2 separate regions of the Homo sapiens genome follow, and region 1 is linked to region 2. The links are chromatin loops, found by intact Hi-C in ENCODE. Cell type or tissue: tibial artery. All regions are shown on one strand. Each heading gives the region's core, and the rest is flanking DNA. Links, peaks and the distances in the headings are about the cores only. Region 1 holds the start of GPATCH8 (G-patch domain containing 8). Region 2 holds the start of MIR6782 (microRNA 6782).

Evidence for each region. Peaks named below come from ENCODE experiments on the same cell type or tissue, not always from the same donor. Only the 100,000 strongest peaks of a DNase experiment are listed, where the experiment ranks them.
Region 1: a loop joins it to region 2, with 3 times the contacts of the local background. A loop is called at or near these places in 17 of 110 quality-filtered maps.

The regions. Positions count from the first base shown.
Region 1 is chr17:44,496,732-44,511,329 of GRCh38, forward strand. It overlaps GPATCH8 (G-patch domain containing 8), which reads right to left and starts at 6,675. Exons shown (of 8, transcript NM_001002909.4): 1 at 6,595-6,675. The coding sequence starts at 6,639. RefSeq lists an enhancer at 6,409-6,508 and a silencer at 6,609-6,958. In tibial artery, for the core only: no CTCF peak of the experiment used is centred there; DNase peaks (open chromatin) are centred at 6,336 and 6,830; H3K4me3 peaks cover 2,820 bases; H3K27ac peaks cover 3,013 bases.
Region 2 is chr17:44,202,765-44,217,362 of GRCh38, forward strand. UBTF (upstream binding transcription factor) reads right to left here. Exons shown (of 21, transcript NM_014233.4): 3 at 13,765-13,940; 4 at 13,142-13,225; 5 at 12,890-13,045; 6 at 10,454-10,518; 7 at 10,055-10,175; 8 at 9,580-9,690; 9 at 9,109-9,242; 10 at 8,842-8,983; 11 at 8,526-8,567; 12 at 8,275-8,388; 13 at 8,028-8,183; 14 at 7,554-7,709; 15 at 7,360-7,470; 16 at 6,881-6,969; 5 more. The coding sequence ends at 4,478. The region is part of intron 1 of ATXN7L3-AS1 (ATXN7L3 antisense RNA 1); the gene reads left to right. MIR6782 (microRNA 6782) reads right to left here and starts at 5,075; the gene lies at 5,007-5,075. RefSeq lists enhancers at 4,199-4,699, 5,341-6,540, 7,637-7,931, 7,641-8,362 and silencers at 7,134-7,183, 7,604-8,073, 7,637-7,931, 9,950-10,019. In tibial artery, for the core only: a CTCF peak has its summit at 7,760 (motif pointing right); a DNase peak (open chromatin) is centred at 7,711; H3K27ac peaks cover 1,259 bases.

The sequences.
Region 1 (14,598 bases), core at 2,383-10,382, 290 kb after region 2:
GCTTTTTCTTCCTAAATTAGGAATAAAATACTAAACATATTTGTTTAAATTCCAAAGAAATCATTTGGTATAAGAACGACCATACATTATACACCTTCTTTCAGCCTGGGCATATTTAACTTTTTGCATTGACTAATACGATATGCATTAAGCACATTTGCTTAGACCTCCAGAGTTAAATGGACAATTCACTTTTTATAAGTGGAAAATTATTACAACATCTTCTGGTATTCACTGCAATATCAAATCAATGACTTCTTTCAGTATTTGTGGTGGTCATCTGTAATTCCTTTGGTAATTACCATGAATCTGCTTTCACTTAATGCTAAATGGTAATGCTAATATGAAAAGAAAATTAATGCCAGACTTACAAGCAAAAGTACCAAGTTGTTTCAGGGAAGGAATTTTAATAGAACTCACGAACTGGAATCTATCTACTTCAAGCTAGAAACCATTTTCATTAATAAAATACTAGAAACTAAGTCACAAGAGCAAAAATGAAAACTTTACATAGGTTTCTGATTCATAATTAAGATCTCATGAACTTCTGCTACGCTTTCAGAAAATGGCAATCTTGGCCAGGTACAGTGGCACATGCCTGTAATCTCAACACTTTGAGGGGCCGAGGTGGGAGGATAGCTTGAGCTCAGGAGTTTGAGACCAGCCTGGGCAACATGGAGAAACCCCATCTCTACAAAAATGAAAAAAATTAGCAGGGCTTGGTGACACACCTGTAGCCCCAGGTACTCAGGAGGCTGAGGTGGGAGGATCACTTGAAGCTGGGAGGTCAAGGCTGCCAGGAGCCATGATCGCGTCACTGCACTCCAGCCTGAGTGACAGAGTGAGACCTTGTCTCAAAAACGAATTTTTTATTTAAAAAAATTAAATTTAAAAAAGTCTTGACCACATCAAAAAAACAGACTGTCAGCTGGGTGCAGTGGTGCATGCCTGTAATCCCAGCACTTTGGGGGGCTGAGGTGGGAGGATCGCTTGAGCCCAGGAGTTCAAGACCAGCCTGGGCAACAAGTTGAAACCCCGTCTCTAAAAAAAGTACAAAACTTAGCCAGTCATGGTGGTACATTCCTGTAGTCCCAGCTACTTGGGAGGCTGAAGCGGGAGGATTGCTTGAGCCCAGGAGGTGGAGACTGCATGAGCCAAGATCCCACAACTGTACTCTAGCCTGGACAAAAGAGCCAGACACTGTCTCCAAAAAAAAAAGAAAAAAAGAAAAGAAAAACAGACTGTCCTTTTAAAAATTTTTATCATGTACCCAGATAGACAGAAATCACATGGAAATGTATCTCAATTATGAAGCAGCACAATCAGGATAGCTTATTACATATGTATCTTGAAATATTTTTAAGTCACAAATTTTAGCTTTGGTTATACAATTTATCATAAAGACATGAGAAACTGTGATGAAAGAATCCCTTTGCAGTACTCTAATGAGAACTGTGTTACATGTATAGAAGAAAGGGAAAGGTACAACAGGAGTACCTGTTTTTCTATCATTTTGACTGTATTGTAAGAGCCCTGAAATAATACTCGGCATAATACTCTATTTGTCCAGATCTGTTTCTTCCTGCCTCCCATGCCTACTTTGAAAACAAATAATATACATCATCACATGAAGTCCTCTGATCACAGTTCTTCCCAACCCCAATCTTTCCTAATTACAACTTAAGTCTCTCTCTGTGATGTTGAGATGTCCTTGATATGTCCCACATTTGAAAAGTGATTATATACCATTTACCCTTCAAATCACCTCCAGGGAAACTTCTCTTATGCTGACTTTACTTTGGTCACTCTCGATCTCCTAAGAATGTATTAACCAATGTCAATATCATTTTGCATTTGCTAACAATCATGTCAATTCAGCATCAGTATTTTGAAACTGGTACAGCCCTGATTCTAATCCTTTTCACTTATCATACTATGAGACAGGGAAGAGTAATGATTTTGTATAAATTTCAGTATCCCAAGCCAAACTGACATTAATTTTCACAGCTTGTGGCATTTCTTCCAGATTACGGGAGCGAGACATAGGAAAAACGATTTAAAACACTTGTCCATGTGTCATATCTGGCATACCTGAATTACAATGCCAACTATATTACATACAGAAAATACACTAATATGCTTCTGTGACTTAAATATCTTAAAACTATGAACCTCTTCACTTAATAGTCTCAACTAAGAATTTCCTAAGGGTCACATACTGGTTACATATGGAAACACAAAGAGGATTCCTACAAACATACTGCATAAATGTAATACATGACTAGCTTATTGCTATTTACCATTATGATTACTTACATAGATTACAGAAAGTTCTTGGGCAATTTCTGTATTTTTATTACGACCTTTAACATAGCATGTCTTGTTTCTCTTATCAACTTATCACTCACTGATCTATTACTGTAGTTCCTTTTCATTAGAAATAAAATGCAGAGGGCCAGGCGCGGTGGCTCAAGCCTGTAATCCCAGCACTTTGGGAGACCGAGGTGGGTGGATCACCTGAGGTCGGGAGTTTGAGACCAGCCTGACCAACAGGGTGAAACCCCGTCTCTACTAAAAAATACAAAAAAATTAGCTGGACATGGTGGGACATGCCTGAAATCCCAGCTACTCGGGAGGCTGAGGCAGGAGAATCACTTGAACCCGGGAGGCGGAGGTTGAGGTGAGCCAAGATGGTGCCATTGCACTCCAGGTGGGCAACAAGAGCGAAACTCCATCTCAAAAAAATAAATAAATAAATAAAATGCAGAGAACACTCGGAACACGAATCATCAGTCCTCTGCAGGTACATATACTAAAGAACATTTCCTCACCAGCATTCAGCTGCATCACCAATAATAGCTGCGCAACCATAAAATGCTAAGCACTGTTTCTTAATGGCACCGTATAGCTAGCTGTACATCACTGTACAAACAAAACTTTCTTTAATGAACCTGTAATCCAAAGTGTTGATTATCTTAAGTTATACATTTTCCATTAGTTTGTGTAACACTTCAATTTGGGAACAAATATATCTTAATCTGGTAAATGCTGGCAGAAGTAATATCTCATTCAGAAATTGAGGCCAGATTCTTAAAGGAGTAGTTAAAACTCTTAAAACATTTGTAAAAATAAATACATCAGCTTAGATTACAAAGATTTCCAAAGATTAAAAAAAAAAAAAACACTTAAAAGGCTAGACAAAAGAATGTCTAAACTAAAACAGGTAACAATATATCCTCTATGACACAATGTAATTTATCATTGTTGAAAGCCTCCCTAGAAGCCGTTGGGAGACCAGAAAGAGACAGATCTGGACAAAACCAAACAAAATAAAAACTGGAACTGTATCACCTTTCTAAAAGCTCCCTTATTCTTTGTCACCTATAAGTCTATCCTCCACATTTGATGACCCAATTACAGCTACATAAAATGTATAATTGTCAGCAGCAGACAGAATGGTCATGAGGACAAGTACAAGAATCCAAAAGCCAGTATGAATTTAGGCTCTGCCATTTAACAGATGTATGTAATTGGCTAAGTTACTTAATTCTCTGTGCCTCAGCTGAAAACGGCAGTAATAACAGTACCTACCTCGTAGGGTTATAGTGAAGACTATGAGATAAGACACATAAAGCCTGTGGAATAGGACCTGTTTGTTATTATAATAAAGTTACCAATTAAAAAAAGTTAGGTCCCTGATAATTATTAATCTCTATATACATGAGTGCTTCAAGTGGCATACCACTGTTAACTATAACTTTTCACTATATATACAAAATACCTTCGCAACTTTAGGTATTCACAAATTTTAATAGCCCAACTCCCTCACTCCATAATAATTTCAAGAGACATCAAACTCTCCAAAATTTGCACTTGATAAACCGGTAAAGAGTGAAGTTCTACAACTTTAAATCATCCTGCTAAATTAAAGGCAAAGAAAATAAGTCATCTCGAACTTACCAGAGAAGATGAACAATTTCCAGTGCTACAAGATCTGTTGAAAGCAACAAGATCTATCCACTGTGTTTGGAAACCTACTATGACTTGTTTTCAAGTATAGTCAGTGGCTTCACCCAAAACCTTAAAAGGAGGCCACGTTTAATTTTGAATAACCTGAAGCTGAAAATGTTTCAGATACATTATTCACAGGAGAATCCTATTACATTACATTCTCTCACCAATAATTTTGAATCAAAATACATCATTAAATGAAAGTCAATCTGTATTTTCCCTTTATTAAAACATCTAGAAAAATACCACTTTATTTTTCAATGAATGTACTTTAGAAATGTTAACATAATTTATAAAAGTTTTAACATCTTACAACTGTCTAAAAAGGTTTCCATTCCCAATACCCTATTTACCCAAAATGCTAGGACATCTGAATTTTAAAAACCAACATTTTCGGCCAGGCGCGATGGCTCACACCTGTAATCCTAGCACTTTGGGAGGCCGAGGCAGGCGGATCACGAGTCAGGAGTTCGAGACCAGCCTGGCCAATACGGTGAAACCCCATCTCTACTAAAAATACAAAAATTAGCCGGGTATGGTGGCGGGTGCCTGTAATCCCAGCTGCTTGGGAGGCTGAGGCAGAAGAATTGCTTGAACCCGGGAGGCAGAGGTTGCAGTGAGCCGAGATCGTGCCACTGCACTCCAGCCTGGGCGACACAGCGAGACTCCATTTCAAAAAAAAAAAAAATTTTTCCTGGCTGACCCAATTTAACAGGGGTTGGTTCTTTCAACATATAAGCAGAAAATGAAGTATACGTATCATCTTCAAAGGACTACCATGAAACCAAAATCGGGTTTTGCAATACCCAACTAAAGCATCAGAAGACAGGGTCATCTTACTTGGAAACTGAGTATTGAAAAAGTACAGGCTAACCCCCTGAATGTTTTTCAGGAAACAGCATTCACACTCTGCTATCCACAATTTTCAAAATCTTCATTAAAGGCCCTGAAAATCCTGTTTGCTAAGCCTGCTGGAATTCTGTGGTTGACAGTCATCTTCCCTCAAAACTTAACTGTCCATATTATCTATTTTCGATTTTATTAGGTCACCTTGAGATTATTCTCTCCTCTGAAAAGCATTTGCGGGCTTTAGTTATCAGTATGTCTCTACCGGTAATTTAAAAATCAATAAAGCTCATACACCTTGCAGCCAACTCATATTTTATAGTGCTTGCTAATATATATATATGTGTGTATATATATATATTTCTCAGGGATCAAAAGGCTAACATGAACTGCTTCAAACTTTGGTGAATCTGCATTATATCCTTAGAACATCCTGAGACTCTCCTGTATTGTGCTGCAGCTATACAGCAGGCGCATGATCACAAGGCTTTTTAACAGCCCCCAGATCCCTTACTGCTGCAAAACTTCTCATAAGCGTTCTATGTACTAGACTGTTAACAGTGCTGAGTTAAAATTGTTAAACTGCTTTACCTATTTATTTACCAATCCTATCATCTCAGGGAATTCAAACTCTTTAAACTGCCTTCTGAAACACATCTAGAGTGCTTTCGTACTGCTTTGAGTAGGATCTGCAGCGGGATAAAAACTTGAGTTCTGAGATTCATCCCGACCCAAATTGCAGTTGCCAGGATATGCGGTAGTAATGCAGTGTTTTTTTTTTTTTTTTGAGACTCTACGGATGTATTTTACCTAGAAATAGCCAATCTCTACTAAATCCCTTTTAGTCTTCGAGATTTCCGCGGTAACAATTTCAACAGAAAGGTATTTTCAACAGCGAAAAAACAAGTTATTCTAATTTGGCCTTTATTTTTTACTCAATAGAGCTTGCCATCGTAAGGGCATTTTTCCATACTAACATTTGCAATTGAAGAAAGAAAAATCAAGCTTTTGGCACTAGTGACCCCATGCGTGGACGGCCTATTATCATCACGCTTCTCACAAATCTTTCGAGATAGGATTTGAGGTTAGGCTCACATCGGATCATAGTCCAGTAACTTACTGCTTTCCAAGCCCAATTAACAGCCTAATAACAGCAACACTTATGCCCCGCGAAATCTCAATGTATGACTAACCAATAAGGCGTCTGATAGCGAAGGCAACCTTTTCCCAGGTAAGGAAGAGGAAAAGCAGACAATGAAAGGAATTGATTTATCACAGTGAAGAAAGAAAAGAGAAGGACCCCAAAAGGATCCGTGAGAGCAAAATCCCGGGGTTCGGAAGCCTTGGCCTCAGCAATACTCTCCCCCAAGCCCTCTCAGCCCAACCCAACCACCCCTCTTGTCCCCTGGGAGCCAGCCCTTCGCCGGCACAGATCGGGCAGACCTGGAGGGCACAGCCCCTCACACGGCGCTCAGGCCCGGTTCCGAAATCCGATGCCAAACAGGCGGAAGCCGCAAGCCCCGCGGCCTGAGTTTCAGGGGTAAGAGAATGCGGGTGCGAGGAGATGCGGCCTCCCTCAAGCCGGGAGGCCTCTTGAGAAAGCAGAGACGGGAGAAGAGCGAGCTGGTTCGCAAGTCGGAGCAAAACTGGAAGGAAAGAGGGCTGGGAGCCGGAGATGAAGGAGGTTCTGGGCTAGACCAGCGCCTTCCCCGCATCCTCGGCGACGCCCGTGTTTACCTGAAAGTCTCGGTCTTCGTTGAAGCGGGAGAAGCGGTCCGCCATTTTGCCGCCTTCACTCCTCTCAGGACGACGCTCTCCGGTTCGCTCCTTCCCTCCTGCGACACCCACCCCTCCCCGGTTCCCCGCCTCCTCCCACGCCCACCGGGCGCGCGCAGCCGAGGGAGGGAGCGAGAATGCGCGTCCTGACGGGAGCCCCGCGGCGCAGGCGCCTGCCAGCCCTGGAGGCTGACCCTTCCCTCTAGCCCCTGCTCCGCGCGCGACCCGGAGCGACCCCGGTGGCCGCGCGTGCGCACTCCCGCCCGAGAGCCGCGAGAGCTTCCGGAGGGAAAGGTCAGAGGGGGCACCGTGCGGACAAATCTGGATGTTTTGCTGTTGCTCACTTCCGGGTGTCTTTTCTCACTGTTGCTTCCCCGTGTGCGCAGAAGTCCATCGTCTTCACTAAATAGCAGCATAATGTTGGGCCGAAAGCGCGACCTTAGAGCCAGACTGCTTAGCTTCGAATCTCAGCTCACCCTGAGGATTCAACGGTGAACGAGACAGGAATGATCTCCTCTTATGGGGATTTCATTCCAGTGGAAGAACTCACATAACTCGTAAAATAAATATTTTTAAATATCAACAAGTGCCACAAAAAAGTAAAACTGGCCACAGTGCTGAGAGGGACAGTCTCTGAAAGGACCTTTGACCGAGGCACAGCGAGGAGCCTACAGCATTGGGGCATAGGGAACGTTAGACCCAAAGGCCCAAAGACTGCAAGGAGCTTGACTTCGAGCCATCCTTTGAGAGAAGTATTTCACAAGGGACCGAAGTTGATCCAGATCGACTAAAGCTCTCTGGGCTTCAGTTTCCTTTTTATACAATAGGGAAATTGGATTCAGTAATCTCTGATGCTCCTGCCTAGCGCTGACTATGAGAGTCAAGAATCGGATTTTTCCATCCCTTCTGAGGACCTCACCCAGTGCTCCAGGACTCTTAGCCAAAATACATAAAACACATAGAAGGGTGGCAGGACTTCTCTCCTTTTGAAAAGAGTAGTTGACAGAAATCACACAATGGAAAAATGGGTCTTACCCTGCCCTGAAAGAGTCAAATGGAATGTAATTTTTTGAGGAAGGGTGTGTATTTTCTAGCTGTTACCCTTTGCCCCACCCATGCTTCAGCCTACGCTTCCATCTAAGGGGAGGCAGGGCACACAGAATTCAAACATTGTATTCTTTTTTTTTTTTTTTTTTTGAGACGGAGTCTCGCACTGTCGCCGGAGTACAGTGGCGCAATCTCGGCTCACTGCAACCTCCGCCTCCCAGGTTCAAGAGATTCTCCTGCCTCAGCCACCCTAGTAGCTGGGATTACAGGCGCCCACCACTAAGCCCAGCTCATTTGTTTTTTTTTTTTTTTGAAAAGGAGTCTCACTCTGTCGCCCAGGCTGGAGTGCAGTGGCGCGATCTCGGCTCACTGCAAGCTCCGCCTTCCGGGTTCACGCCATTCTCCTGCCTCAGCCTCCCGAGTAGCTGGGACTACAGGCGCCCGCCACCAAGCCCGGCTAATTTTTTGTATTTTTAGTAGAGACGGGGTTTCACCGTGTTAGCCAGGCTGGTCTCGATCTCCTGACCTCGTGATCCGCCTGCCTCGGCCTCCCAAAATGCTGGAATTACAGGCGTGAGCCACCTCGCCCGGACTTTTTTTTTTTTTTTTTTTTTTGTATTTTTAGTGGAGGCGGGGTTCACCATGTTGGCAAGGCTGGTCTGGAACTCCTGACCTTGTGATCCGCCCGCCTCAGCCTCCCAAAGTGCTGAGATTACAGGCGTGAGCCACCGAGCCTGGCTCAAACATTGTAAAGAGACTTAAGGGTAGCGTGAAAGATTGAATCACGAGGATACACATCACACTGACCTCTTCTTCCTCTCAAAAGCCCACTGAAATGACAGCAGAGGAATAAGAAGTGCATAAATTCACATGGACAAAGAGACCTGGAGAAGAGACAATGGCAGACAACAGATGTCAACATTTTGGAGGCCAGAGAGCACAGATAAATGGAAATGACTTTAGTAGAGTGGAGAAAAAGAAGTCATAGAGTAGGAGAAGACAGGAAAGAAGTTGATCAATGCTAAAGTGCACCAGAAAGGCTCAGGAAGTAGAAGCCCCTGGTGCCACTGATGATTCGATGTCTCTTTTCCCACCCAGGTAGCAAACTAGAGGTTTTCCCTCTGGAAAGGCTGAACCAGAGAGACTGGACTTTATAGGTGAGAAGGAGCAACCATGCTGAAAATGGGAGGATATGGTAAAGCCTCCATTCTGGCCAGAGAGTCTGACTTCTCCAACAAAAGAACATAGGAACCCTCTCTAGAAAATTGACTAGCTTAGGGAAGAAAATGCTTCATGTACCAACAATGGGAGTGAGGGTAGGGAGGTGTCTTCCTACATAAAGATCATGTTCCTGCCCAAATACTCCACAGAGAAGTCCATCATTCAGGAAGCCCCATCCACACAGACCTTTCACTCAGCTTTTTAGTGCCTTGTTATGAATGGATAGCCAAAGAATGCCAGACATTTGAAGGGAACCTGTAACAGGAAAGATAGAAACACCCCCAGCCTGGGCATTGTAGTAAGACCCCAACTCTGCAAAAGAACTTTAAAACTAGGCGTGGTGGCATGCACCTGTGGTCCCAGCTACTTGGGAGGCTGAGGCAAGAGGATTGCTGAAGCCCAGGATTTGGAGGCTGCAGTGAGCTATGATGACAGCAACAGCCCCCCTCCCCCAAAAAACGAATTCAGAGGAACCAGAGATAATGAAAGGAACAGAAGAAACCATCAAAAGAATTATCAACATCCACGGAGACATTATATCACATCAGGGTACAAGGGAACACATCAGGAAATAAGAGACTGCATCAAGGGGCATGGGATGCCAAAAAAGAAAAAAGGATATTGAGTTTAAGAAAGAACTTTTGGCCGGCGCGGTGGCTCATGCCTATAGTCCCAGCACTTTGGGAGGCTGAGGCTGAAGCAGGCGGATTGCCTGAGGTCAGGAGTTCGAGACCAGTCTGGCCAACATGGTGAAACCCCGTCTCTACTAAAAATACAAAAAAATTAGCCGGGCGTGGTGGTGTGCACCTGTAATCCCAGCTACTCGGGAGGCTGAGGCAGGGGAATTGGGCGACAGAGCAAGACTCCATCTCAAAAAAAAAGAAATTTTGGGGCTGGGTGTGGTGGCTCATGCCTATAATACCACCACTTTAGGAGGCCAAGGCAGGTGGATCACTTGAGGTCAGGAGTTGGAGACCAGCCTGGCCAACATGGTGAAACTCCGTCTCTACTAAAAATACAAAAATTAGCCAGGCGTGGTGGTGAGTACCTGTAATCCCAGCTACTCAGGAGGCTGAGGCAGGAGAATCGCTTGATCCCAGGAGGTGGAGGTTGCAGTGAGCTGAGGCCACGCCACTGCACTCCAGCCTGGGTGACAAGAGCGACACTCCATCTGAAAAAAAAAAAAAATTAGCCGGCCAGGGTGGCGCATGTCTGTAATCCCAGCTACTCAGGAAATCACCCAGAAAACAGACTAAAAAGACGCCCTGGTCTAAACCACCTTTACTTTCTCCTGAATTATTGCAGTAGCTACTACGTGTTCTGCTTCTACCCTGGCAGCATACATGTTACAAAGGAGCTCTGGTGATCTGTTAAAGGTCAATCAGATCACATATGTTGTCCCCTGATTCAACGCACAGTGACTTTCCACGTCACTCACAATATAAAGTTCACCTCTTACCACCCCACCTCTCACCGCCCCACCTCTCAGACCTCATCTTCCTCTCTCCACCCCTGTTTCCCTTCTCTCTGGACATACGGGCCTCTTGGCTGTACCTTGATCCCATCAGGCCTGTTCTTGCCTCAGCCTGCCTCACCCATGGGCTTATGTATTCGCTGTTCTTTCTGCTTATCATTCTTATATATCTCCTTGGCTTGGCCCTTCATCTTCTAGTCTTTATTCAAAAAGTACTTTTTTTTTTTTTGAGATGGAGTCTTACTCTGTTGCCCAGGCTGGAGTACAGTGGTGCAATCTCGGCTCACTGCAACCTCCGCCTCCTCAGTTCAAGCAATTCTCTGCCTCAGCCTCCCGAATAGCTAAGATTACAGGTGCCCACCACCATGACCAGCTAACTTTTGTATTTTTAGTAGAGACAGGTTTTCACCATGTTGACCAGGCTGGTCTTGAACTCCTGACCTCATGATCCACCCGCCTCAGCCTCCCAAAGTGCTGGGATTGCAGGTGTGAGCCACCCTGCCCGGCAAAAAGTTACTTCTTTTTTTCTTTTTCTTTTGAGATGGAGTTTTGCTCTTGTTGCCCAGGATGGAGTGCAGTGGTGTGATCTCGGCTCACTGCAACCTCTGCCTCCTGGGTTCAAGCAATTCTCCTGCCTCAGCCTCCTAAGTAGCTGGGATTACAAGCCAGCACCACTACACCAGGCTAGTTTTTGTACTTTTAGTGGAGATGGGGTTTCGCCATTTTGGCCAGGCTGGTCTCAAACTCCTGACCTCAGTTGTTCCACCCACCTCGGCCTCCCAAAGTGCTGGGATTACAGGCATGAGCTACCACGCCCAGCCCAAAAGTACTTATCACTTTTCTAGTATGTAATATAAACTCTATGAGGGCAGAGATTTTTCTTAGTTTTGTTTTTCTATCTCCCCAGCACCAAGACTAATGACTGGCACATAGTAGGCACTAAATATTCACTGAATTGATGAGGTGGAAAATGGGAAAGAATGAATAAGAACATGTTGGCATCAATTCAATATCTGAATAGTAGGACTTACAGAAATAACAAAGGAAAATGGAAGAAAAGCATATTAAAAAGCTGGGCATGGTGGCCAGGTGCGGTGGCTCATACCTGTAATCCCAGCACTTTGGGAGGCCGAGGCAGGTGGATCACCTGAGGTCAGGAGTTCGAGACCAGCCTGGCCAACATGGTGAAACCCTGTCTCTACTAAAAATACAAAAATTAGCTGGGCGTGGTGGCGGGTGCCTGTAATCCCAGCTACTAGGGGGGCTGAGACAGGAGAATTGCTTGAACCTGGGAGGCAGAGGTTGCAGTGAGCAGAGATTGTGCCATTGCACTCCAGCCTGAGCAACAGAGCGAGACTCCATCTCAATAAATAAATAAAATACAATAAAATAAAAAGCTGGGCATGGTGGAGTACGCCTGTATCCCAGCTACTGGGAAGACTGAAGGAGGAGGATAGCTTTAAGTCCAGGAGTTCGAGACTGTAGTGTGCTATGATCATGCCTGTGAATAGCCACTGCACTCCAGTCTGGGCAACAGAGTGAGACCCTATCCCTTAAAAACAAACAAACAAAAAAGGATTCGAAATCAATTTTTTTAAGTATATTAAATAATGTGTGAACATCTTCTAGTACTAAGGGCCTGAGTTCTAAATTGAGAGATCCCAAAACAATGGATGAAAAAGAATTTGCTGCCAGGCACAGTGTTGTGAAATTTCAGGGCACGTGGGACAAAGAGAACCTCCTAAAGGCTTCCAGAGAGGAAAACTAGGTCACATATGAAGGATTGAGAATTGGAATGATGTTGGTCTTCTCCAGAGAAGAGAAGACTGGGCAGTAATACACCAACTTAGAAATCTATACCCAGCCAAACCATTAATCAACTATGAGAGGGAAAAATGACATTTTTTTGACCTGCAAGCCCTCAAATAAATTTTCTCTGGGAGCCACTGAAGGATATTTTAGAGCAAAACAATTACAGAAACATATATTCAGTGTTATGGTTGAGGTGCTACAGAAGACACAAAGATGAAGAGGAAAAGATTTATTCTAGGGTTTATAAACAAAGGCATTGCCATCAGGTAAACCTGGATTTCAAACTCAACCTCTGTCACAAAAAGTACCTGTCAGTTAGGCACAGTGGCTCACACCTCTAATCCCAGCACTTCGGGAGGCTGAGGCCAGAGGATCACTTGAGCCCAGGAGTTCGAAGTTGCAGTGAGCTATGATCCCACCACGGCACTCCTCCAGCCTGGGAGACAGAGCAAGACCCTGTCTCTAAAGAAAAAAGAAAATCAAGACCAACGTGGGCAACACAGTAAGACCCTGTCTATAAAAATAAAATAAAATAAATTAGCCAGGTGTGGTGGCGTGCACCTGTAGTCCCAGCTACTTGAGAGGCTGAAGTGGGAGGATCATTTAAGCCTGGGAGGTTGAGGCTGCAGTGAGCACACCCCTGCACTCCAGCCTGGGTGACAGAGCAAAACCCTCTCTCAAAAGAAAGAGAGAGAGGGGGGAGGGAGGGAGAGAGAGAGAGATAGAGAAGAAAAAGAAAGAGAGTGAGAGAAAAGGGAAGAGAGAGAGAAAGAAAGAGAGGAAGGGGCCAGGCATGGTGGCTCACGCCTGTAATCCCAGCACTTTGGGAGGCCGAGGCAGGCAGATCACGAGGTCAAGAGATTGAGACCATCTGGCCAACATGGCGAAACCCCGTCTCTACTAAAAATACAAAAATTAGCTGGGCGTGGTGGCGCATGCCTGCACTCCCAGCTACTTGAGAAGCTGAGGCAGGAGAATCGCTTGAACCATGGAGGCGGAGGTTGCAGTGAGCCGAGATCACGCCACTGCACTCCAGGCTGGTGACAGAGCCAGACGCCTTCTCAAAAAAAAAAAAAAAAAAAAGAGAAGAAGGGAGGGAGGGAGGCAGGCAGGTAGGCAAGGCAGGCAAGCGGGGTGCAACAGCTCATGCCTGTAATCCCAGCACTTTGGGAGGCCAAGACAGGTGGATCACCTGAGGTCAGAAGTTCGAGTCCAGCCTGGCCAACATGGTGAAACCCCGTCTCTACTAAAAATACAAAATTGCAAGGAGTGGTGGCACATGCCTGTAATCCCAGCTACTTCGGAAGCTGAGGCAGGAAAATTGTGTGAACCCAGGAGGCAGAGGTGGCAGTGAGCCGAAATTGCACCATTGCACTCCAGCCTGGGCGACAGAATGAGACTGTCTCAAAAACAAAACAAAACAAACAAAACCCCCCCACACACAAAGAAAAAAGAACAGTCTGGGCACAGCGGCTCACACCTGTAATCCCAACACTTTGGGAGGCCAAGGTGGACGGATCACTTGAGGCCAGGAGTTTGAGACCAGCCTGGGCAACATGGAGAAACCCCGTCTTTAGAAACAATACAAAAATTAGCCAGCGTGGCAGTGTGTGCCTGTAGTCCCAGCTATCTGGGAAGCTGAGGTGGGAGAATCGCCGGAGTCTGGGAGGTTGAGGTTTCAGTGAGCAGTGATCACACCACTGCACTCTAGCCTGGGTGACAGAGTGAGACCCTGTCTTGGAAAAAAGAAAAAAAAAAAAGAAGAAGAAAATCAGTCCCTGTCAACAATATATGAAAGTAGTAATACAAGAAATAACACGTGAACATTTTCCAGAACTGAAGGACCTGATAGTTGGCTGTATATCAGGCGCTATGCTTAACACTTTACATGGATTATCAAAGTAATTTTTGACACATTAAAGGCAATAAACTTGATTATCTCCACTTTACAAATGAGAATACTGAGGCTTAGAGATAAGAAATGTGGGGGACCTTCTCTGTTGGCTTTGAGCCCCTCCGTCTTTCTCTGTAGAGGGGAGTTTCTTCCTCTGTCTTCTCCCTTCTTGCCTATTAAACTCTCCACTCCTTAAAACCACTCCACGTAGGCCGGGCACAGTGACTCACGCCTGTAATCCCATCATTTTGGGAGGCCCAGGCGGGTGGATCATGAGGTCAGGAGTTCGAGACCATCCTAGCCAACATGGTGAACCCCCATCTCTACTAATAATACAAAAATTAGCCGGCTGTGGTGGCACATACCTGTAGTCCCAGCTACTTGGGAGGCTGAGGCAGAAGAATTGCTTGAACCGGGAGGCGGAGGTTGCAGTGAACCCAGATGGCACCACTGCACTCCAGCCTGGGTGACAGAGCAGAGCCAGACTCTATCTCAAAAAAAAAAAAGAAACAAAATG
Region 2 (14,598 bases), core at 3,034-11,033:
AAGGAATTTGCGCCATGGCCAGAAAATCCTCCTGGCTTCTCCCTGTTTACCTAAATCCTTCCTCATATCCCCACCCATGGCCATCCTCATACCAAACTTCTTTACAACTAGACTGTACTATTCATTCTGTGCTTGGCCTGGGCTGCTCTGTGGTGGTGACCTCTTTGGGCACGTGCCCAGTCTCCACAGTTAGCACCAGTTCATAAACACTAAGGCCTGAGCTGGTCCTGACTCTGGGTGAGGCCCTGGGGTTACAGCAACAAGCAAGAGAGACACACAAACCTTGTCCTAGCGCAGCTTACAGCCTAGCAAGGCCTGATGTGAAGGAAATAAGGCCTGAGTGTGAAGGCATTCAGGCTGCTGAAGAAACGTATAGTGTGGAGACCTTTTTTCTCAGGAGTTCAGGGAAGGAAGTGGTCTTTTAAGTGGAGACCAGAATTAACTAGGCAGAGAGAACACCATGTGTATAGGCCCTAGGAGAGAGCATGTTATGTTCGAGACATGAATGGTCAGTGTGGCTAGAGTCGGGGGAGGGCTAACGGGGGCAGCAGATCCCCAAGGGCCTTGTGGGCCAGACCTATTCACCCACTCAGCAAATCTTTCTTGATTGTCAAATGTATATCAGGCAGTTTCAGGTGCTGAGATTACTGTAATGAACAAGCAGATAAGGTGTCTTCTACTTGGGGAGATAGATAATAAACAAATACATAAACAAGAAGATGGAGGAGGCCTCTCTAGAGCAGGTGGTTGGGAAAGGCTTCTCTGTGAGAGGACATGTGAGTTGAGGCTTAAAGAATGAAAAAAAAAAATCAGGTATGTGTAGAGTTGGAGGAATAGCCATTCTAGGCAGAGAGAACAGGTGCCAAGACCCCGCAGGTAGGCATGTTTGAGGAACAGAAGAGATCACTTGGTTGGATCGTTGTAAGTGGTTAGGAAGAGCAGGGTGAGAGAAGATAAGAGAAGGAATGCGGGGGCCAAGCCTTGTAGGGCCATGGTAAGACATGGTAAATTTTCAGTACAGAAATAATCAGATTTATTTCTGAGATAATTTTGGCTGCCATGTGAAGAATGGGCTGTAGGGGGCGAGAGTGGAAGCAGGAAGACCAGCTTTAGGAGGTCTTTGCAGAAGTTGAGCAATGATGGTGGCCTGAAATAGGATGGGAGTGGCAGCTGTGGGAGCCACCCTGTGGGAGGGGTCGACAGATTTGAGACAGCTTTAGGAAGTGGAATGGAGAGGTCTAGGTGATTGAACCTCGAGGTGAAAGGGAGAGAGGAGTCAAGGCCAATACTCTGCTTTCTAGGTTGAACGACTAAGTGTTTGGTAATCATTTCGGGTCTTGAGGTATGAGATGTCTGCAAGATATCCCAGGGGATGCAAGGGTGTCTACACAGGTCTGCAGCTTGGAAGAGCAGTCTCTGTCGGCACCACCTTTCGGAATGGTTGCATATGCGTGATAATGGGAGGTTGAAGGGAGAGACATGAACACCTGGGATAAAATGAGGAAGAGCTGACACCAACAGAGTAGACCAAGAAGGCAAAAGACAAGACAAGTGTTCACCAGATGTAATGAACATGTTGGTGACCTTAGCAAGGAACCTCAAAGGATGGTGGTAAGTGGGAGGCCAAGAGGCACAACAAGCTTTTTAGCAGTTTGGCCACTATAGGATAGGGGCAAGGGCTGGGAGAGAGTTCTCCGACAGGACCTGGGTCTGCAGCCCTTTGAGGTTCCAGGAACCCAGCCAAGGCCTGCGCAGGAAAGGGTGTCTTCCCTTAATCTCAGAGAGTGAGTCATCTCAGCCCAGCCCAGCCTGCTTCCCATCAGAGGCCTAGATGGTCCTAGGAAAGTCATCCTTAACCCTTAACCTTTAACCTGGGATGGAGCTGAAGGCTCAAAGTGAGAGCGTGCTCCCTCAACTCCCCACGATAAGCCCTACACTAGGAAGGCTTGCATGCCCAGGGCGAACCCTTGACCCTAGTAGCTCATCACCTCCAATTCCCCAAGACCATGTACTTTGGGTGAAAATGCATTTGTTCTCCAACTTCTCAGAATCTTTAGTGGTCTCACAACCCAAGGTGAACAAATGGAATTGAGAAAAGGGCAAGAACAGTAGCACAGAACAATGTGAAGGTAGGTTGCCTATGGAATCTTTAGGGAAGAGGAAGATAGTTCTAGGAAGAAAAGGCAAATTGGCTTCAAGCATTTTTATAGATCAAACCTGTTGGGTCACCCCTGTGAACCTTCATTGATTCCAGTGACCAGACAGCAGTCAAACCTTTGTTTTTCACTTTATTATACAAAAAAGGGAAAACAAAACTTCCACAGTTGGCTTTAAGCATAGGCAGACACCTCTAAGCCACTCCCTCCCACCTCCCATGATACAAATTCAAGTTGTGGTGGTTGTTGAATCCTACAAAACACTCCTTAAATATTAGAAAAGAAGTTGGGGGTGGGGATGGGGGTCTTCCCACCCCAGCCATCCCATCCCAGTGCCAAAATGCACTCAAGAGTGACCTCTTACAGCACCAACACCCCCACCCTGACAGTCCTGTTTGTACTGTAAGAATTTTTCAATTTTTAAAACAGGAAAGAAAAAGTGCCCCATTCAAAGTTGTTTTTAAATGAAAATACATTCCACTGAAACACAACAGTGTAGGGGCATCCAAATAGGAAACTGGGGTTCTTTGCAGGGCTCTTGGGAAGAAATAGAACCTATAAACCCCTGTACTTAATTCCAGGATTAGGACAAAGGAAGGGGAATGGGAGTGGGGAGTGTCCCCCCCAGGCCTCCCCACCCCCAGCACCAAGGTCCAAGGCAAAGCAGAGACTGTCTGCCTTCCTTTGGGAGAGGGACCCACCAGCCTCTCTGGGACCAGGGCCCTTCACCGTTCTTGCTCCACCTCCGCGGCAGAGTTCCCGCTCTTCCCCCATTCCTTGGCTTTCATTCAGAGGGGGAAGGTGGAAAAGCACCAAGCCCCAATTTAATAGGTCAGTGACATGACCATAAAAAAGAACCCCCCAAATTTAGTCAACAAAAAAATAAGAACTACAGAGATAAGGTGGCTTGGCTTATTAAGAGTCAAGGAATCAAGGTACCAAAAAATACGGGAGATGGCTGGGAAGAGTTAGAGACAGCTGCAGATGCAGCTTTTGCAGACTTCTTGCCCAGCTGTGGGGTTGGGGGAGGAGGGAGCAGACCTGAGAAATTAAAGGAAATAGGGGGTGGTGGGAGGATTCAAGGAAGGCTGGAGGGATGTGTAAGTTAGGAGCTCCCAGCACATTTCTTGAAGCCCAGGTTCTGAGCCTGGGGTGGCCAGGCTTGGCCTCTCAGATGAACAGGGGAGACCTTTTCCATCAAATACAAGCTTTAAGCTTCACACCATCTTGCCTGCCTTTCCGCCTTCCTGCTGGACAATGGAGACCAGCAGCTCGGATGCATGTGACTCTGGCAGAGGGAGCCTGGTCTGGGAAGCATCCGAGAATGGCTTCAGCACACTCCCCCTAATGGAATCAGAGACTGGGCAAAACAGAGGATGTGGAGAACGGGGCAGCCTCAGCCTGCTCCCACCAGGGTCAACATCTCCCGGCCCTCACCGACCCTTTTTCCAGATTCACAACAAACTGATGTGGGCTCTAGGACAGACCCCTTTACACACACACACACACACTCACACTCTTTTGCACACATCCACAGCTGCACCCATGCTATGTACAGGAACACACATACACATACTCTCTTCCACATACATCAAGACCATTTTTAAAAGGTTCCAAATCTACCCCTAAACCCTCCCTCTCCCAGAAATGACAACAGAGACGGCAGCCGAGATCGGTAGGAAACGTCTCGTTGACAGCTCAGAGCTTAAAAAAAAATATATACACATATATAAAAAACACTTCTGCCCCCTCCCCCATGAACGGGTCCAGGCAGCTCCTTCCTGCAGGGGGCAGGGGAGAGGGCCACCAGGGCAGTGCCTGTTTTCTTGAAGGCACCGACCCTCCTCCTCCCCATGTTCCCTGCCTCCAGTTCCAATGCAGGGGTCCAGGTGGCAGGCCCCTCTGGGAAGGAATGGGTCTTCCCCAAGCTTCCACCCCACCTTGGATTGGGCCGCAGGTGTGGAGGGCCTCATCAAACTCTTTGGGACCCCCCACCCCCACTCTCCGGTCCATTGTCCATGCCGGAACCGCAAGTGCAGAAGTGGGTGGGGTGGGCCAGGCTGGTCCGGTGCTGGCTTAGTCTGATAGTTGCTGTCCCTGGAGGAGGACCCCCAAGGGCTGATGTCTCTGAGGCTGCAGAGTCCTGGCCTGGGCTCCTCCAGCCCCCTACCCCCACCGTATTTTTTTTTTTTTTTAAAGAAAGAAAGAAAGTGGGGGAGGCCAGGGGGGCAAGGGACAGAACATGGGGGAGAAACAAAGGTGGTCAGTTGGGGAGGGGAGCTCCTGGGCTCTCCCTGGCTGCCCTGGGGTGGGGCTGAGCCTCAGTTGGAGTCAGAGTCTGAGGAGTCCCCTGAGGAGGAGGAGCTGGAGCTGCTGCCCTCGGACTCATTATCTTCATCCTCATCGTCATCCTCGTCGTCGTCTTCGTCCTCGTCATCCTCTTCATTCTGGGGGGTGAGAAAGGATGTGGAGTCACCAGGTGGCCCTCCTGGCAGGACTCCCCTCCCCTCCCACTGTGCCCTGTCTGCCCCACCTCATCCCCATCCTCGCTCTCGTCCTCGCTGCTGGACTCAGAGGAGTCGCCGCCATCTTCAGAGGAGTCCCCATTCTCATCATCTTCCTCTTCTTCATCCTCGTCCTCGTCATCCTCATCCTCTTCATCATCCTCCTCGGACTCCTTGGAGGGATGGAGGCACATCAGTGGTCTCTGGTCTCTGCCCAACCATTCCAGGCAGTGCCCCCCGCCCCACGCCCCTGCATCTGGGAGGGGCTCCTTACCGACTTGGACTGCAGAGTAGTCCGGCTGGATTTGGGGTTTGGGCCTCGCAGCTTGGTCATGCTCTTACGTTTCTGCAGGATGGGGACACAAAGGTGGCAGCCATGAGTTCGACACCCCTGAATTCCCCCACCCCTACCCCACTGCTGCTCTGCTCCCAGACTCACATTGGAGATGTACTCTTTATATGCTGCACGGTCCTGGGGAGACAGGCTCTGGGGGAGACAGAAGCGGCAAGGGTTGGAACATAGCCAACTACTGCTGACTGAGCATGCTGGCCCAGTGCTAGGCAGTGGGCTGAGCATTTATATATCATCACCCCATCTTACCCCTCCCAGGCTCCCTAGATTTTGGGTCTCTGCAGAGAGCCCCTGGGATCTGAGAACACAGCTCTAATTTTTTTTTTTTTTTTTTTTTTTTTTTTGAAACAGGGTCTTGCTCTGTCACCCAGGCTGGAGTGCAGTGGCACAATCTCAGCTCACTGCAGCCTTGACCTTCCCAGGCTCAAGTGATCCTTCCAACTCAGCCTCCAGAGTAGCTGGGACTACAGGCATGTGCCACCACACCATGCTACCTTATAATTTTTTGTAGAGACAGCAATCTCACTATGTTGCCCAGGATGGTCTTGAACTCCTGGCCTCAAGTGATCCTTCATACCTTGGGCTCCCAAAGTGCTAGGATTACAGGCGTGAGCCACTGCGCTGGCCCAAACCCTAGTATTTCTGCTTCTGATACCCAGAGTCCTTCTCTAAACCACTAAGACTATTGGTTTTCACATTTTCCCTGTTGCTTTTCGCAAATGGAAGCTCCTATCAGAGTCTTCCTCACTCCAAAGAAGTGCCCCCGTGATGAGTCAGCCTGGCATCATCAACCACACCCCAACACCAAACCCTTGAGCCATCGATGAGGCAGTGGGGCTCACCAAACTCCTGAAACAGCAAATCCCCACAGTCTTCCTGGGTCCTTGGCCAACCTGCCTTGGTGAGTGGGAAGGACACAGGTGATTCTCTCCACTTTACAGATCTGACTACTCAACCAAAGCACAGAGGGGAAGCACAAAGGCCAGGAGTCTAGGAGAGGTCCCGTGGTCCCAGATGGGGGAGGAAAAGGCAGTCTGATTTGGATTCTTCTACTTACTGTGTGACCTTGGGCAAGTTACTTAACCTCTCTGAGCCTTGGTTTCCTTATTTTTAAAAGGGTGATAGTGGCTGCGGACGGTGGCTCAAGCCTGTAGTCCCAGTGCTTTGGGAGGCCGAGGTGGGCGGATCACATGAGGTCAGGAGTTCGAGACCAGCCTGCCCATCTCTACTAAAAATACAAAAATTAGCCAGGTGTGGTGGTACATGTCTGTAGCCCCAGCTACTCTGGAGGCTGTGGAAGGAGAATCGCTTGAACCTGGGAGGTGGAGGTTGCAGTGAGCCGAGACTACACCACTGTACTCCAGCCTGGGCAGGAGAGCAAGACTGTCTCAAAAAATAAAAAAAAAAATAAAAATAAAAGGGTGATAGTGACCGTTATCCTGAAGGATTGCGAGGGCATGGAATGAAATCATGAATGAGACCAGCCAGCACAAGTGGGTGGATGGGCCAGGCTAGGATGGTGCTGGCTTAGTCTGATGCCTCTCTGTTCCTTCCAAGGGTCCCTTGCCCTCTCACCTTAACCCAGAGGTCCAGGTGCACCTTGTACTGCTTTTGCTGCTCCTCGGCCAGCTTTTTGTAGTGCTCCTTCTGGCTCTGGGAGATGCGCTGCCAGCGACTGCCGATCTCCACCATGCGCTCCTTCAGCGGCAGGTGGTTCAGCTCCCCATTGGACAGCAGCTCCTGGGAGAACTTCTGGTAACCGTTCCTGGGAGGTGGGTTGGTAGAAGGAGGGTCAGGACCCCAACAAAGCAGCCATCCAGCCCTGACCCTCCCCGACCTCCAGGGCAGACTCCAACCCCCAGGCTCACATGGGAGGCTTCTTGGGTTCTCCCTGGAATTTCATCTTCTTGGAAGAATTTGTAGCAGCTGGAGGTGCCCGCATCTCACTCAGCTCTCTCTGGAGGGAGAAAGGTCACGCTCACCCCCCAGTCCCACCCCCAAAATACTGCTGCCTTCTGCCTCATGCCATCAGCACCTTAGCTGGCTGTCTTTTTCTGTGCCAGGGAGGAGGAGAAACAGGTAGCTAGTGAGCAACTTCCTAACAGCTCACGTCTGAGGCAGGCACCACAGTTTACAAGTGCTTTCACAACTGCTCGCATCCTCCGAGTCAGCCTGGAGGTTAGCAATGTCACCCCCACCTTACTGATGAGAGACAGAGGTTCAGAGAAGGAAGCTGAGACTTGCTGAGAGTCACAGACCAAGGCTGGGACTTCTTGCTCAGAGCTGCCCAACCAAAGGGGAGTTCCCGAGCTTTCAATGAATGGGGTGGCCCCAGCCCCATTCCTACCTCATATCGCTTTTGGTCTTCGGCTGCCTTCTTAATCCACATCAGTTTCTCCTTCTTTTCCATGTTATTCCAGGTCATTTCCATGGCTTTCAAGGCCTTCACCCGGTCATTCTGGGGACCAATAAGGGTATCAGCCGTGGGAGGGGTCACCCGGGGCTAGAGGCTGCAGTACTACCCTTTCCCACCCCTGTCACCTTGAAGCGGGCCAGGTAGTCGCCGATAACGCTCTGTTGCCAGATCTCCTCAGCTCTTTTGGGGGACTCGGGCAGCTTGCCCCGTTCCTCGCGCTCCCCGCCGGGCTTCCTCTCCGACTGAGCCTTGAGCGCCGCCTCTCGGGCCTTGTACTTGGCCTGCGGGGATGGCCCGGGCGTCAGCCTTCCACCCACCCCCAGGGGGCGCGCGCTCCCCGCGCAGCAGCCCAGGCGCTCCCGCCGGCGGGCAGAAGCATGGGCTGGTGCAGATGTCTCCCGCCTGGGGCTCGCCCCCGCCTGGTCTGCGGCGCTCAGCTGACAGCTTCCCGCCTTCCGGCTGCTGGGCGCCGGCCCCACGTCCCAGCCCAGGCACCGCGTGGCTCAGGCGGCCAGGGGCGAGGTGGCACGGCCCGCCAAGGGGAAGAGGGGGCCCTGGCAGCCCCCCTGGGGGCACAGCGCTCCGCCAGGCAGCCTGACCTTCTTCTTCTCAGACAGGTCGTTCCACATTCGGGCCAGCAGGCGGGTCAGCTCGCTCTCGGAGAGCTCAGGCCGCTCCTCCTGCAGCTGCCGCCGTTTCTCCTCCGAGAAGATGAACATGGCCGACACGGGCCGCTTGGGCTTCTCGGAGCCGCCCTGTCCAGGTGCAGAGGGTCGGGGTCCGTGGGTGCTGCCAGGGAGCCCAGTCTTGCCCACCCCCGCCTGCGCGGCCGCACCCTCTGCCCACCTTGCCCCCTTCCTGGGCTGGCTTCTTGGAGGCGGGGCTGGTGGCCTGCTTCTTGTTGATGTTCAGCATCTTCTCTTCCCCCAAGACCCGCTGCTGCTCCTCCTCAGGCAGGCTCTGGACAGGAAAGAGGAGCACGGGGCTGCATGCCTGGCACCCAGACTGCATGGTGCCCTATCTCCAGGGGCTCACCAGGGCTCTGCCTGCCAAGTCCCAGTCTTCTCTGCCCACTGCCCCACCGGAGGAACACTCACCTCGAGGAAACGGAGCAGCTCCACCTCGTAATCTTTCTTTTTCTGGGAAAGTGAGTGGAGTCAGGATCAGTCTGGAGACAGTGTCACCACAGACCCTGCAGTACTCGGAGGACAGTGACCTTCAGCGGGCCTCCAGAGCCTGGGTGTGGGCTGGACTCCCTGCCTGGACGGGCTCAGTTGCTAAGCCCAGCCCAGCCCCACACTGTATTGGAGGCAGGTACCCAAGGCACACGCCACCAGGGACTGACTGGCCCAAGATGGGATCAGACCTCATGCTTCAAAACCCCAAGGCAGGGTGGCCCCTGCCACAGCTCACCTGATCACACTTCTTGTGATAGGCGTCCTTCTCCTTCTGGGACAGCAGCTTCCACTGCTGGCTGCACAGCACCATGCGCTCTGTGCTGGGCACGTCCTTCATGTTGGCCATGAGCTCTGCGCAGTACAGCGAGTAGCTGTTCCTATCAGAGCCGCGGGGAGAGAGGTGCAGCCCGTAAGCGAGCAGGGCAGCAGGCCTTCTCACCTGCAGAGCCCAGCCCAACTTCCCAGCTGCCCACTCGCCCACCCATCCCAGGGCAGCGCTCACGGAGGTGGCTTGGTGGGTCGCCCGTCAAACTTGTCCTTGAGCTGGCGTTCGGCCTTGGTGAGGGTGGACTTGGTGATACCCTCCTCACTGATGTTCAGCTCTGGGTGCTTCTGGATATAGTCTCTCATGATCTCCTGCAGAGCCAGGTGGGGGGACGGAGGGCAATGGGGTGTGGAGTTAGCTAGGGCAGGGGCAGGGGGAGAGCCGCTGGGGAGGGCAGGCAGGGAGCAAAGCTGGGGGTGGCTGCGCGTCAGTGGTGTCACACGAGACGTGGTGCCCTGCCCTGCCCTAGCCTGAGATCTCATGGGGGTGGGGGGTGGGGAAGGTAGGGGCAGAGGTGAGGGGCCCAGAAGGCCCCTCCCTCAACAGAGGGATGGGGAGTGACACCTCCCGCAGAGTGCGGTGGCCACGGAGTCGGAGGGCAGAGGCTCGTGAAGAGCCGGACGGGGAGGAGCGCAGCGGAAGCCTAACCTCGTACTCCTTCCGCTGCTCCAGGGCCTTATGAATCCATTTCAGCCTCTTTTTGTCCGAGAGCTGAGACCACTGCTTCCCCAGGGAGTCCTTCACCTCCTTCGTAGTGGCCTGCAAACCAAAAGCCGTCAGACACGCACAGGCAGCCAGGGGCAGGGGGAGGGGGGAAGGGGGAAGGGGGCACAGAGGCCCCCGCCCCCTCAGGCCATGGGAGGTCACATCAGTGTCCCCCACAGGCCAGGAGGGGAAGGCGGAGAGGCGGGGATCCCGCCTGGGTGCAAGGGGACTGGCTCATACACGCACGCACACACGCACACGCTTGCACGCCAGCTGGCCCGGGCCCTGTCCATGCAGCCCACCCCTGGGGAGGGGCCTCCTCTCCTGCTCCCCTGCACCGTGCCCGGCCGACCTGGCGCGGCTCCCCCCTGGCCACCGCCGTGCATCCTCCACCCCCAACCCTTGGCCGGACACTCACATCTGGCCGCACTTTGAGATACACCTTCTTCTCGTGGGTGTACCACAGCTGCTGGGGGGTTTTGGGCTTCTCTGGGATGTCCGATTTCTTGGCATTCTGGATTAGGTCGGGGTGATCCTCCCTAGCCAGGACACGGGGAGCAAGGATCAGCAGGGGACGCTGCCAGGGCAGACTCAAGCTAGCTGCCCCACCCACCAAGCCTCCTGGGCCTTTCAGCTGGGGCTCAGTGGGACGGTGGCTGCCTGCCTGTCTCTGTCCCTGAGCATGACACACTAGGGCTCACATGTGACCCATCCTCTTCCATGCCTCAGAGATGGCAAACTCAAGGCTCTGGCCAGGGTTAGCCTATTCTGCTGCCCCCAGTGCCCCGTGGCCCTCCTCTGGGCTCCACTGCCTTACCTGAATCGGGCCAGGTTTCGCTCGAACTCCTGTTTCTCTCTCTGGAAGTCCTGAATATATTTCATCTGGGGGGAGGAGGGGATGGGGTCACTCAGGACCCAAGGGTATCTCACCCTGAGCTATGAAGGCCACCCAGACCCCTCCTCGCTGGCTCTTCTGCCTCCCACGCTGTGATGCAGGGAGTGGAGGCTGGCGCCCTGCCCGCCTCCTGGCGGGACTCACCACAGAGCAGACCTGCTGGCTTCTACCACAGATGGTGGGAGCTGCAGGGGTCGCCCAGACACTGAATCCTACATCCTATTCTCTCCTTCTGAGCAAGAGTCCCAGAAGGGGGCCATGGCATTACCCACGGTCACACAGTGCGCAGTGGCAGCGCTGAGCCTCCCCCACTCGTTTCTCCAACACCATAGAACTCTCACAGTGGCGTCGGGTGCAGGCCTTGCTCCTGTCACTCCCTCTTCTCACTGTCTGTGGCAGCTGACATTAGTCTGTCCCCTTGTACGTAGCCTCTACATCTATGGCCAGGGCTGGGCTGAGTCCTGTTTCCAAGGCATGAGGGGAGATTGTGTGGAGGGGAACCCAGAGCGAGTTCTTCCAATACAAGTCTCAGCCAGCTACCCTGCATCTTCCTGCCCAGTTCTCACACCATCACCTTCTTCTCTTTCTCCAGGATCCTGGCTGTCTGGCCCCTCCAGCCCTCCCTCCCTCAGCCCACTCATTCTTTCCCACCACTTGGCTTCCCTTCCCTTCATCACCCCCTTTTTAGCCTCCCCACTCTCACCTCACTCCCTCCCTGCATCTTTCCCCACTTCTCCATAGTCTCCTTCTTGTTCCTCCTTTCCAATGTGTCTCTTTCTCTTCCTCATCGACCTTCTCTCTTGGCTCCCACACAATGTCCATCTCTTCTTTCATCCTCGCGGGCTCACAAGAGTGGCACTGGCAGGTGCCAGGAGCTCATGGCAACTGAGCCCAACCCCTGCCTCTTATAGAAGCACCAGGCATAGAAAGGCAGTGCTCCTTTCCCACAGTTCCCACAGAAAACCAGAAGCAGAGCTCAGCCTCCTCTTCCCCCATCTCAGTCCTCCTCAGACAAAACAGTTTTAGACCTGAAGGGGACCACACAGACCTGGCTCACCTCACATAAAGACCAGGCCCACAGAAGTGAAATGACTTACCAAAGGCCCCATACACAGCGGTTCAGTGGCAGAGCCAGGAGAACAGGCCCAAGTCTTGTGTCCCCCAGGACAGCACCTTGTCCACTCTACCAGTTTCTTCTGGCCTTCCCTGGCTCTGACTCTAGAGCTTGGCCTCTCCCTCCCATCCCATGAGAGTGTTTGGGTGTGTGCAGTCAACTGTCCAACATCCTCATCAAAGGGGTCAACAGTTCCAGCAATCCATACCCCTCTCTGCTTGGGCAGTGGTTGCAGACAGCTGGCTTTTTTGGGTACAGCACCAAGGGCATGTGAGTCTGCAGCCAGGGTATGCCAACCAGGAAAAAGGGCTACTCATAGCATGGCAGCGGCCAGTGCCCCCTTTTGAGAACTGGCTGTGTATGACTTTGTTTCCTCTCCAAGCAGATGTGCTTCTTGTCTTTCCTGCTGCCCTTCCCCATCTATCCCTGGCTCTGTCTCCTTGTCCCGTGTCTCTTCTTTGTGTCCTCTGTCCCCATCCCATCTTCCTCGTGTCCCATCTGCAGGCTCCTCCAATGTTTTGCTGCCTATCTCTGGGAGGGACCTCCTGAGCTCTGTGACTGAGCCCTGCCTGGGAGGCTTAGGCAACCCTCCACCCAGAGTTAATGCTTTGATGGTCTGGGACAGTGCCCGACCTCTGCAAGGAACAGTATGAGGCCAGGAGGGACAATGTGTGTCCTTGAGTGAACACGTGTGCGTGGAGAAGTGCACTTCACAGGTGGACGTGGCAGTAACAGCACTGGACTGGGACTCTGGGGCACTAAATCCTGCTCTAGCATCAATAGTTGTGTCACCCGGGACACTTAACCCTCCTGCACCTCAGTTCCTTGCCCACAAAACTGGGATAACCTTTTCCTAGGGTTACCTTTATAAAGACATTGCAAGTATCAAATGAGACCATGACGGGAAACGTCATAGAGGGTGAAGAAGTGCTGCGGAGCCTAACAGTGAGGATGGGTGTATGGGGGAGAGAGAGCTTGAAACAGAATGCTGTGGGTTTTCTGTAGGGGGAAAGGTTGGTCTGAGCACCTGCTGTCTGGTTTACATCTGTGATGGTGCCTGTGCCTGACCATGTGTGGGCCGAGGAAGGGGCAATCAGGTGTGGCTGCCCAGGACCTATTCTGCTGTGCTGACTCACCCTCATCCCTGATGCCAGGTTTCTCCAAGGCCTACCTCCAACTGACCCACACCACACCAGCTGCTCCCAGCCTCTCCCCTCCTCCCACCTTAACTCTCCTCCCCCCACCTTCTTCTTCTCCGGAAGCTCCTTGTATTTCTTGGACAGAATCTTGGTTAGGTCCAGGTTGCTCATCTCAGGGTGGAGTTTCGCATACTTGGCCCGCTTCTCCATGAAGAAGCGGAAATAAGGGGTCAGGGGCTTCTTTGGGAAGTCTGGGTGTTTCTGGAAGAAGGGACAAGGACACAATGGAGGTCAAATACATCCCTTCTTTGGACCTTTCCTCCCATACCCCTCATGCTCCTCCTCCTAGTAACTCACCTTGAGTTTTTTGCCTTTGTAAGGATTTTTAACATGTTCCTGAGCATCGAGGATCAATTCTGTCAATGTACGGAACTTCCTCACCTGGAGGAAGAGGGGTGGGAGGAAGGGGAAGTTGGGAAAAGGAAAATGCCACACAGTAGTATACCCCCATCTTATAACGGGTCTCTTCTACTCTTTACTAGACTAAATTTACCAAAGAAGAGCAGAGGCCAACAGCCAAATGAAGCAGGCAGCATGACACCCAGGCACTGGCCCATGCCTACCGCAGAGGCCCAGGCAGTCAGTACACACCAAAGGCCAGCAACAAGGGGACTAACTGACCTCAACCTGGTTGTCCATGCTAACACCTCCGTCAATCTCAGCATGCTAGCACCTCCGTCAATCTCAGCACAGCTCAGGCTGTTTGGCTCAAGACCACTCAGATAGAAAGTGGCATAACTTTAAGCCAGTGCTGTCAACCGTGCCACCTCCCAAAATGCAAAGGGGCAGGTAGAGAGCTAACGGGAGACCACATGAATGCCTCTCCTGGTCTCTTTCCTTCCTGTTTACAGCCTGTTTCACTTCCCCCACCACGCTGAGTGGGGGGTATGTGTGTATGTCAGAAAAGGGGGATCAGTTACCTCATTAGAAATCTCCACCCATTTGAGCTTGCACATGTCTCCAGAAAAGTCTTTAAATGCTACTTTTTCCCAGTCCATGTGTGATTCGGTGGTTTTGAACTTGGAGCTGTCATTGGATGGAAGGTTGTTCTTCATGCATTCCAGCAAAGTCAGCATGTCTTCCTGGGACCAACGGTCTGGTAAAGAGTAACAGAGGCCATCATGCCTGGCTCATGCTATCCCCCCGATCTGTTCCCCAGTTCTTGAGTGCTCAACTCTTCCTCCCTAGGGCATCCCAGCCCCTGGTTGCTTCCCATCTGAAGGCACAGACAAGATATGGCTCAGCCCTAAGGAAACTGTGGCCATATTGGATCAGGGCAGGGACTCCAGTCCAGACCATGCTATACCTAGAAAGCCAGGCTCGAACTCAAGTCTGGCTTGCTTCAAGGCTATTATCATTTATACTGTGCCAAGCTGCAACGGGCAGCTATTTGCTGTAAGGGGAAGAGGGGTGGAAATGAAGGTACAGTGATTCAGGGCTTTGTGGGAAACGAGGTAGCTTGTCAGAGAAGGAGGGAAGCAGGGAAGCAATATATCTAAATGTGCTGCCAAGTTCAAGTTCTGAGTGGATATTCTAAATGTGCAACGACTGAGAATGGGGTGTGGACAGTAAGGAAAATCCATGCAGATGTCTCTCCTGCACAGCTGGAAACCAATGTTAGAGACACCCACCACCCCCTAGCCCCTTAAAGCAGATCAAGGGAGAATTTCTGGCAAATAAGAAAAAGGAAACAGAAGCAGAAGCAGGATACAGGGCAGCTCTGAGGCAAGGTAGGCAGGTGCACAGAAACTCTC